2 separate regions of the Homo sapiens genome follow, and region 1 is linked to region 2. A link is an interaction called in ENCODE POLR2A ChIA-PET data of the cell type or tissue named here. Cell type or tissue: MCF 10A. All regions are shown on one strand. Links, peaks and the distances in the headings refer to the core of each region. The heading gives the core; the rest is flanking DNA. Region 1 overlaps ITGA10 (integrin subunit alpha 10). Region 2 holds the start of LIX1L (limb and CNS expressed 1 like).

The links. Peaks named below come from ENCODE experiments on the same cell type or tissue, not always from the same donor. Only the 100,000 strongest peaks of a DNase experiment are listed, where the experiment ranks them.
Region 1: POLR2A ChIA-PET joins it to region 2 with 48 read pairs; 20 of 35 experiments call an interaction of 5 or more read pairs at or near these places.

The regions. Positions count from the first base shown.
Region 1 is chr1:145,889,348-145,894,720 of GRCh38, reverse strand. ITGA10 (integrin subunit alpha 10) reads left to right here. Exons shown (of 30, transcript NM_003637.5): 28 at 1,086-1,181; 29 at 1,447-1,560; 30 at 1,858-3,513. The coding sequence ends at 1,923. Among named protein-coding and RNA genes, the nearest start is that of ANKRD35-DT, 5.9 kb to the right of the region's middle. In MCF 10A, for the core only: a CTCF peak has its summit at 2,700 (motif pointing left); DNase peaks (open chromatin) are centred at 1,820, 2,540 and 3,370.
Region 2 is chr1:145,956,114-145,961,486 of GRCh38, reverse strand. It overlaps LIX1L (limb and CNS expressed 1 like), which reads left to right and starts at 3,470. Exons shown (of 6, transcript NM_153713.3): 1 at 3,470-3,851. The coding sequence starts at 3,560. ANKRD34A (ankyrin repeat domain 34A) reads left to right here. Exons shown (of 4, transcript NM_001039888.4): 4 at 1-2,046. The coding sequence ends at 1,218. RefSeq lists enhancers at 469-518, 1-555, 919-1,037 and silencers at 3,416-3,505, 3,536-3,815. In MCF 10A, for the core only: no CTCF peak of the experiment used is centred there; DNase peaks (open chromatin) are centred at 3,416 and 3,956.

The sequences.
Region 1 (5,373 bases), core at 231-5,230, 67 kb after region 2:
TCTAGATTACGAAAGGCCTCTGAAGCCAGGGAGAAACTGAACTTAATATGACAGGTAGTGAGGAGTCAGTGTGAGTTCCTCCTGGGCAGGGAAATGGCATCTTAATTGTAATGGCTGTTTGGCACTAAGGTCAATGTTGTGCTTTCCCATATCTACCTGGAATAACACAAGATCCCTGGGATGTCATCATATGTTTTAGGGAAGTTAAGTCCAATAAACCACCCTTCTCCAAGTCTCTGTCCTTCTTTGGTATCTTTTTTTCACTAGTCTATTCATGCTTTCAACAAAGATTTATTAAGAAACCACTACATGGCCGGGCGCGGTGGCTCACGCCTGTAATCCCTGCACTTTGGGAGGCCAAGGTGGGCAGATCATGAGATCAGGAGATCGAGACCATCCTGGCTAACACGGTGAAACCCTGTCTCTATTAAAAATAAAAAAATTAGCCAGGTGTGGTGGCAGGCGCCTATAGTCCCAGCTACTTGGGAGGTTGAGGCAGGAGAATGGCATTAACCCGAGAGATGGAGTTTGCAGTGAGCCGAGATCACGCCACTGCACTCCAGCCTGGGTGACAGAGCGAGACTCCATCTCAAAAAAAAAAAAAAGAAACCACTACATACTTGGTACTCTGCTATCTAGTAGGCACTAAGGACACAAAGGTTAGTAAGGCACAGCCTTTAACCTAGAGGATCTTATAGTTCAGGAGTGAAAAACAGAAGTAAACACCAGTGTTGGTGGGGGTTAGGAGGAATGATTTCCCTAAATCCCAGAGGGGATGACATCTAAACTTCAATCTAAAGGAGGGGTAGAGGTCAGCCAAAGGAAAGAGGAGTAGAATGCATTTCAGGTAAAGCACCAGATGTATTGATTGTCCTTGGAAAACAAACAGCAGCAGCAGATGTGACCAGGGGTTTTCCATCTATTACCCTTCCTCTCTTTTCCCATTGGTCTTCAGCCTTTTCTTCTGGTCTTGAGAGCCCTCAACATTATGCCTCTCAGCCTCAACTTTGCTGTTGGGATTCCAAAGAACTATATCACCTGATAATGGCTCATTTTAAATGTCTTCCTATCCACTTGTTCCATAGGCCAAGTTCAAGTCCCTGACGGTGGTCAGCACCTTTGAGCTGGGAACCGAAGAGGGCAGTGTCCTACAGCTGACTGAAGCCTCCCGTTGGAGTGAGGTAGGGCTGGAGACCGAGTCTGAGAGCTGTGAAAATAATGATGATGGGTATGTGGTAGGGCCACCCGTGGGCTTTTTCAGAACGAAGGCATCTCCATCAGGCAGCAGGATCCTAGTGTTCCACTGCCGCCATTCCTGCCTCAGTTTCTTTCCTTTAAGTAGCAGGAGGTTATTTATTCTATTTGGGGGCTGGCTTTGATATAATGTGGGGTGAGGCTAGCTGGGTTATAGGATGCATGTAGAAAACTACTCTTCTGTCCACGCAGAGCCTCTTGGAGGTGGTTCAGACCCGGCCTATCCTCATCTCCCTGTGGATCCTCATAGGCAGTGTCCTGGGAGGGTTGCTCCTGCTTGCTCTCCTTGTCTTCTGCCTGTGGAAGGTAAGCACTGCTTTAGTGGGGAGTGTGGAGCATGATGCCCATGAGTTGAGGGATCCTTGATTATAGCAGAGAGAACAGGATTTGTGCTGGGCAGCTAACCAGGCTGTGGATGTCATGCCCAGATCTCCTTCACTGTACCCCACAAATGTTGGTTAAATTATTCTAAGCCAAATAAAATAAATTTGAATTCCATTTTTGGAAACAGAACAAAAGTGAAGACCTCAGATAAGTCTGAGAGCTACTGGCAAGGTTCCCAGTCTAGGCATTTGGCAGTGACGCTTATCTTTTCTTCTACAGCTTGGCTTCTTTGCCCATAAGAAAATCCCTGAGGAAGAAAAAAGAGAAGAGAAGTTGGAGCAATGAATGTAGAATAAGGGTCTAGAAAGTCCTCCCTGGCAGCTTCTTCAAGAGACTTGCATAAAAGCAGAGGTTTGGGGGCTCAGATGGGACAAGAAGCCGCCTCTGGACTATCTCCCCAGACCAGCAGCCTGACTTGACTTTTGAGTCCTAGGGATGCTGCTGGCTAGAGATGAGGCTTTACCTCAGACAAGAAGAGCTGGCACCAAAACTAGCCATGCTCCCACCCTCTGCTTCCCTCCTCCTCGTGATCCTGGTTCCATAGCCAACACTGGGGCTTTTGTTTGGGGTCCTTTTATCCCCAGGAATCAATAATTTTTTTGCCTAGGTGCCTGACTCCTTTCAGATTCCCTCTTTATCTTCCCTCACAGTTTGGAAAGGATGAGGGTTATCTTCCTCGATTCTTCCACCCTCTCACTTTCCTGCCTGTTCCCCACTCCACAGGAGGGAGCTGACGTTGGCTTGAAAGGAGTAAAGTCAACATCTGCTGCTTTCCTGTGGACTCTGGTGATTCATAGAGCCGGATGGGGAGAGTCAACAGGAAAAAAGGAGGGAGGAGGAAAAGCCACAAGAGACATTCTGTACAATTCCAAGGAACAGAGAAGCCTTTAGACAGGCAACTGCCATCCCCCCTGAAACCTGAGACCTGTAGTGCACTCGACCGCCCTCAGGTGTTGGTGAAACAGAGCTGCCCCCAGGCTCGCTGGGCATAGGCTTCCTGATTCCAAGCCTTTTCTGGGAGCAAAGCCAGGGCCTGGTGCCTGATTTTCTGAAGCCAGGAGCCCTCAGGTGGCTGGAGCTGGAATAGCAGGGAGGACTGGGTGTACCTAGGCAGTATTTTCTCTACTTCTCTCAAGTCTTATACTCACTCTTGAGCCCTCCTTGGGGCCTGCTTAGAAAGCAGACAGGAGAGAGAGTACTGCTACTTGATGATGGGAAATGCTTTCACTTTACCAGCTTTGGGAAGCAGCAGCCCCATGGGATCTAAAAGTGTGGAGTCTGCATTAAGAAACCTACATGGGTGGCATGGGGCTCTGGGGAGCAAGCCCTTACTTGCTCAGCACTGGTTATGTAGCACAAATAGCTCCTAGGAAAATGTTTCTGGGGCAACCCTAGAACCCTGGTCATATTTTGCAGGGTTTCTCTGGTGGAATCAGTTTGCCAGCCCTTGCTTGATGCTTACTGGAAATCTCCAGGTTAATTTCTATCTCTGATCCCTCCCCAACCCACTCCATATTTGGGTCATGGACAGTAAAGGCAGTTGGATTCTCATAGACAACTGGGTAACTTATATTTCTTTGTAATCAAGACTTGAGATATCGAAGTCAGTTATTGGTCTCCAGAGTGCAGCTCTGGGAGCCTTTTGAAGAATCAGCACTCATTAAGAGCTGAGAAGAGAGAAGACCTGATTGGGTGGTTGACTAGCAGTCACAGAACCTGTCCTCCCAGGCTGTTCCTGAGGCCTGACCACAGTATTTATTTTGGCATGTCTCTGGCCTTCTGCAGAGGCCCACCCTCATGGGCATTGTCTCTGTTTCCCAGTGGGGTGGACAGTATATCAGATGGTCAGAACAAATAAAGTTCAGTGTCAAATGACTTTTGGCTCTATATGTATTCCCTAGGATATAGACTGCTCAGTAATAGTGAGAGGTAGATACTTGTTTTGCCTGGGATTTTACAGAGTGGAGTCCCTGGAAGGCAAAGTTAAGAAGTATTTTAAATGTTTTCTGTGGCTTTCCCACAGGAGATGTATTCTAGCCTCCTGTAATTCTCACCTGCTTAAGTGACCAGAAAGTATAAAGGTCTGGGAAGCACAGAGGTTTAGATTGAAATCCTATCTGCCATTTATTAGCTGTATGGCCTTCAGCAAATCATAACTTCCTTGAGGCTCAGATAATAAAAGGCTGTGTATTACAGTGGTTAACAATGAAGGCAGATTTGGGTTTAAATCTAGGCTACACAACTTAAAAAGTCTGTTTGACCTAGGACAGACTTAACTTCTCTAAGTCTTGGCTTTCTCATCTTTAAACCTATTAGGGTCATGAAGACAAAATGAAATAATCCAAGAAAAGTGAGCATTTAGTAAATGCTCAGTAAATGGTAACTATTATTATAAAACTATTTTGTCATAAAATAATCTACCATATCATGCCTTGTGAGGATTAAGGGAGAAAGTATACTGGAGCACCAGGTGGTGGTGTTCCTGCTCTCTGACCCATCTCCCAGATTGTGAAGATGTGTTTCTACGTGCTGTTGTCTCATCCACTAAATCTTGTCCTATGCCTCATCTTTTTTTTTTTTTTTTTTTTTTTTTTTGAGACAGAGTCTCGCCCTGTCGCCCAGGCTGGAGTGCAGTGGCACGATCTCAGCTCACTGCAACCTCTGCCTCCTGGGTCCAAGCAATTCTCCTGCCTCAGCCTCCTGAGTAGTTGGGACTACAGGTGTGCACCACCATGCCCAGCTAATTTTTGGATATTTAGTAGAGACAGGGTTTCACCATGTTGACCAGGCTGATCTTGAACTCCTGATTCACGTGATCTGCCTGCCTCAGCCTCCCAAAGTGCTGGGATTACAGGTATGAGCCACTGTGCCTGGCCTGCCTCATCCCTTTTGAAATAAGCTCTTTGAGCCCTCTAAGGTGATAATTAGCTGAAGAATTTAAGGTTCTAATGGTAGAGATCAAATCTATTTGATTCCATTAAGCAGGTATCTTCTAGGCTCCTCTTGAGACACCCAGAGTTTTTCCATTATCCTGAGAGAACACGTGCACTTAAGCAATGGCCTTCTAGAGACCGAGTCTCTGCCTCTATTGCCTAACCCTGAGAATTGTGGCCTGTCTGGCCTATTTGGCATGAACACCATTCTGTGTCAACCTGCTGAGTTGTTTTGTGACAGGAAAGGGTTTCCATTGTGACCCTCAGTGCACTTCATACAGGCTGTAACTTGATCAGCCTTTATGGAGCACACAGTTTCTAGGGCTGAGACCGCAACCAGATTATGTTGACAGACTCTCCTCTCCTCTTTACCCTCAGTCAGCCCCCAAATGGAGGTAGGTTTCCTTGAGTACTGGTTCATCTAATGCTCACACATATATACATATACACACATATATATGTGTGTGTGTTTGTGTGTGTATACATATATATATATTTAAATTTTTTTTAGAGAGGGGGTCTCACTATGTTGCCTAGGCTGGTCTCCAACTCCTGGCCTCAAGCAATCCTCCCGTCTTGGCCTTTCCACATGCTGGGATTATAGGTGTGAGCCACTGTGACTGACCTCATGTAATTCTTTTTTTTTTTTTTTTAGGATTAATTTCTTTTATTTATTTATTTATTTTATTTTACTTCAAGTTCTAGGGTATGTGTGCACAACATGCAGGTTTGTTACATATGTATACATGTGCCGTGTTGGTGTGCTGCACCCATTAACTCATCATTTACATTAGGTATATCT
Region 2 (5,373 bases), core at 325-5,324:
GCGGTGGCCTCGCTGCTCCTTGCCCACGGCGCAGACCCCTCAGTCCGAGATCACGCGGGCGCCTCGGCTCTTGTCCACGCCCTGGACCGCGGGGACCGCGAGACCCTTGCCACACTGCTGGACGCCTGCAAGGCCAAGGGTACGGAGGTCATCATCATCACCACCGATACCTCGCCCTCAGGCACCAAGAAGACCCGGCAGTATCTCAATTCTCCACCATCCCCAGGGGTGGAGGACCCTGCTCCCGCCTCTCCTAGCCCGGGGTTCTGCACGTCGCCTTCGGAAATCCAACTGCAGACCGCTGGAGGAGGAGGGCGTGGGATGTTATCCCCTCGCGCCCAGGAAGAAGAGGAGAAGCGGGACGTATTTGAATTCCCTCTTCCTAAGCCCCCCGATGACCCATCCCCTTCCGAGCCGCTCCCCAAACCACCACGCCATCCCCCAAAACCACTCAAAAGGCTCAACTCCGAGCCCTGGGGCCTAGTGGCCCCTCCTCAACCAGTCCCACCCACTGAAGGGAGACCGGGGATCGAGCGCTTGACTGCCGAATTCAATGGCCTGACCCTGACCGGTCGACCCCGTCTTTCCCGACGTCACAGCACCGAAGGCCCTGAGGACCCGCCCCCATGGGCGGAGAAAGTGACTAGCGGGGGTCCTCTCTCTCGCCGAAACACAGCACCAGAAGCTCAGGAGTCTGGTCCCCCTTCAGGGCTGAGGCAGAAACTGAGCCGCATGGAGCCAGTGGAGCTGGACACCCCTGGACACCTTTGCCCTGACTCGCCTGAGTCCAGCCGCCTGTCCCTGGAGCGCCGCCGATACAGCGCCTCCCCGTTGACCCTCCCTCCAGCCGGCTCGGCTCCCTCTCCGCGCCAGTCCCAGGAGAGTCTGCCAGGGGCAGTATCTCCGCTAAGCGGAAGGAGGCGGAGTCCGGGGCTGCTGGAGCGGAGGGGCTCGGGGACGTTGCTCCTGGACCACATCTCGCAAACGCGGCCGGGTTTCCTACCCCCTCTCAACGTCAGTCCCCACCCTCCCATCCCTGACATTCGCCCACAACCCGGAGGTCGGGCGCCTTCGTTGCCTGCCCCTCCTTATGCCGGGGCGCCAGGCTCTCCCAGGACCAAGCGCAAATTGGTGAGACGCCACTCCATGCAGACTGAGCAGATCCGCCTGCTGGGGGGCTTCCAGAGTCTAGGTGGGCCTGGGGAGCCAGGGCGCTGAGAGGAGTGAGAGGAGCCAAGGAGGGTGGGGATTAGGACCTTAATGGGATAGGTGGGAGAACCAGCTCACACACACACCACGAACAAAGGGATCTCTTGCATGTGCTCATGGGTGCACAGTGCACCCACACATGGTTAAACATGTGTCCATAAGCACAGTACTCTTATTAGCAAGAAAGAATAAGTACTCTATTTACTGGGTATATACACACATGTATTCATGCCCTGGTCATTTCACATGCATATGGGATTACTTGTGTACCTACAGGCACAGCATATCAATAAACACACAGGGCTAGGGTCCCAAACTCTCTTGCATTTGTTCAGAAGCAGTAGGGAACCCTTACTTATGGGCAGTCTCCGATGTCTTTGCCCTCCTGCAGAAGCAATCCCTTGCTTTCCATGTATGCCCTGAAACACAGCCTATCATGATTTTGCACACTCTCTCCGTGGACATCCCAGCCCATTCTGCAGGTCTTGCTTCTTTCTCCAGGCCTGGCTCCTTATTCACACCCTGCTTCTAACCCCAACCACTTTTCAGGATATCTTTTTCACTCTTCTTGGGGGTTCCTGCAGCAACCCCCAGCCTCAGTTCTGCTGCTGTCTTTACTGCTCTCAACTTCACTTCTCAACTTCCTGCTTTTTATTCCCACCCTGTTCCTCCAACAACTACAACAGATTGTCTCATTTTCCCAGGGGGTGGGTCATGGGCTCTAAGCTGCTCTTCTGTCTGTCTGAGCTTATGAACACCCCCACAGGTAGAAGTGGGGAGAAACCCTAAATCACTCCTCTCTCCACTTGACATATCAAATAAATGTGTTCAGAAGTCTCTGTTTTGTCACTTCTGCCTGGAGGTGTGGGTATGGGGAATGAGGAATGGGGAGGGAGGGTAACACTAACTTATAGCTATAATTATCCAAGGGATACTTAGCTGTTCCAGCCACCTTCTTTCCAAGAAACCAACTTTTCTATAGAGAAAAGGCAAGTGTCCTGTGTCCTGAAGATTTTAAGGCATTTGACAGGATTTCATTTCCTCCAGTTTCCTCTATGTCCAACCTTGAATTCTTTAAGGTTCCTACAAAGAGTTCCTCCCTCCATCATCAGCAGATATATCCCAGTAGATTAACTGTCTCCTTTTGAAACTTCCTATTTCTTGACTACTCACAGTTTTTATTCAGGGTCTAATTTTCATTTCACCAAGTGTGTTTCTTCTATTTTCTTCTACTTCTGGCCTCTATTTCCCCATCTTTGATTTCTGAGCCACTGTAGGAGAGATGGGGGGAAGCAGTTAATATAATCTCACCTAAGCAAAAATGGCCTGGTGACCACATGATAAAGGGTATGTAGAGTGTGTGTGTGTGCATGTGTGCAAGTGTGTGTGTGTGTGCAAAGTAATCAGAGGAACCCAGTCTGACATATTATACCAACAAGGGTAATTTTCTTAATTCCCCCAACTGGACTTCTCAGTTTGCTAATTTTCTGCATGTATCCTAACTCTTTCTCACTCTAATGGGAGGCAAAGAGACTTGCCCATCCCACTCTCTCTTATTCCCTTCCTCTACTTAGAATAAGTGAACTCAGAAATTTACCCAACAATGTGGCATAGTAAAAAGATAAAAATATTGGGAATCAGAACACCTATGCTTAAACTCTGAATTCCACTTTGCCATCTCTTAGCTATTTAATTTTGGCCATTTTTCTAGCTTCCCTCAGCATCTGTTTCCTTATCCCTAAAATAACAAAATCTAGTTAGTGATTGTGATTGTAAATAAGACATGCACTACAGTACATTGCATAGTTTATGTTCATTAAATGTCAGTATCTTTCTTGCCTTAGCTCCACCACCAATTGCATATGATGTTGGACAAGTCGAATTACTTCTCTGAGCCACAATATCCTCACCTGCAATCTGTGAAATGAAATGGTAGGACAAAATGATCTCTACTCTGTCTGCAATCCTCCCCAATCTTGCATCTAGGCCCATTTTTTTCTTCAAGCCCAGCCCCAAGATTCTGTCCTGCTTTCTAGTGCTTGCCACAGGACTCCCAAAGACGCGCCGAAGCTCTGCGTCTGCCTTTCAGAGGATACGCTTTTTCTCTTTGCAATTGGTTCTGAGAATCCCCACCCTCCTCAATAATTTGCCTATGGCGGAGCAGGAGCCCTCCAGCTCCCGCCCCATCACTGGTGATTGGCATGGGACCTAGCTCGTCCCCGCCCCCACTTGACTGAAGGTTCGGCCCTGGCACCGCCCTGAGTCCCCAGGCGCTAGCTGACTGGGGTGGTTGGGACCGTTAGCTCGGCAGGCTGGCAGGCTCCGGGGCGCTACTCCATTGGCGGCCGGGATGGAGACTATGCGAGCGCAGCGGCTGCAGCCTGGTGTGGGCACCAGCGGGAGGGGCACTCTCCGAGCGCTGCGGCCCGGAGTGACTGGGGCCGCGGCCGCCACCGCCACACCCCCTGCGGGCCCCCCGCCTGCCCCGCCGCCTCCCGCACCGCCCCCGCCGCCGCTGCTCCTGTCTGGGGCCCCAGGACTACCCCTGCCCCCCGGCGCCGCCGGCAGCCCGGCAGTGCTGCGAGAGGCCGTGGAGGCCGTGGTGAGGAGCTTCGCCAAGCACACGCAGGGCTATGGCCGAGGTGAGTCTGCGGGTCTGGCCTCCTGCGCGACACCCTCTGTAAGGGAGCCTTGCTCCCACAGTCCTCCGGATCGCTTTTCCTGGCGTGGAGCCCTCACATGCATTTCCTTTTGGGGAGTTTCCTTCTGGGCTACGCACACGCACAGACGCACACACTCATACACACGTTTAAGCCTCCTACCTCCTCCCCTTTACTGAGTTATTAATATATTCTCCAGGGACTCTTTTTCAGATACAATCCTCTTTTCTTCCTAAGCTTTTCTCCTTTAGAAATGGAATTCCTCCTCCAGCTTAATACCTTAACATCTCTCTGCCTTTGAGAACCAGTCCTCATTGTGTGGGATCCTGTCTTTTATTTCAGATCCAATTTCTCATCCATACCCTCTCAGTCTTTCCTCTGTGATCTCTGCAATTCCTGGACTCACCTGTTAATTTGCTCCAGCCCCTTAACCTTGACTGTTAAATTCTTTACTTACTTACCTTCACTCTGAAATTTCAGTGCAACTTCAGATTTACTGGGGAACTAGGTAGTGCCTTCACAAGTCACTCATAGTAATTGTGTATTTAAATCCGGACCTGTACCACTGAACTCACAGCAGCTTCCTGTGGCTCAGTACCTTACTTTGGTATCTTTTTTAGTATGGAGACTCACAACTCCAGCCTTTCTGTCTGGCTGTGTTTTCCTGGCCCTTGCCCAGGAACTGAGGATAAATCCCAGGCCTTGGCTCTTTCAATGTTAAATTCTGTGGAAATGTGCCAGGTTAGAAACTCTATTTCAGTTAGAAAACTTCGTTAATTTCTGGAAAGAGGGATGTGAGGGTTTTCTTTGTTGTTTTCGTTTAACTAGGGTAGTTTCCTGTCTGAGTTTGAGTTCCAGATTTATAGTGTAAGTAATAAGGAATATATAGTGAAGGGTGTGGAATACAGAATTTAAGCCTGGAATTTACAAGACATCCCTTCTGTCTGCTTGGCCAGGTCCTGCCTGACCTGGAAGTGACTATATCTTTAACTTTCTGTTTAACAATAATACAGAGAAAAGTTACAGGGCTTTTCTGTAGATTTTCTTTTTTTAAGAAAGTTTAGTGAAAAGAGCACACACAGGCTTTGGAGATCTTTGTCACTTACCAGCCAAATCTTTGGGGAAGGGACTTAATTTCACTGAGCTTCAGTTTCTTCAAGGGTTACAATATGGATTGACTGAGACATTGCAAATGACATATAACCTAAAAATGATTATTATCTCAAATTTGTTGGTTCATAGTTCCTTAAGTAGAACATGCTTCACTTTTTCCCACTCTTAAATCCTAATAATGTAAACCCAAAAATTCCTATGAAAACAGATTTTTAGAGCCATTTTGCTATATGTGCCTAATGATTCATTCATCATCAATTTCCCTTTGTTCTTCATACAATTTGAACTCCTATTATAAGACAGGAACTCTGCTAGGTGCTGGGGATACAAATGGATGAATCTGAAACTCATGAGGAAATACTATTTTTCCAATGTAATCCCAAGATTTAAC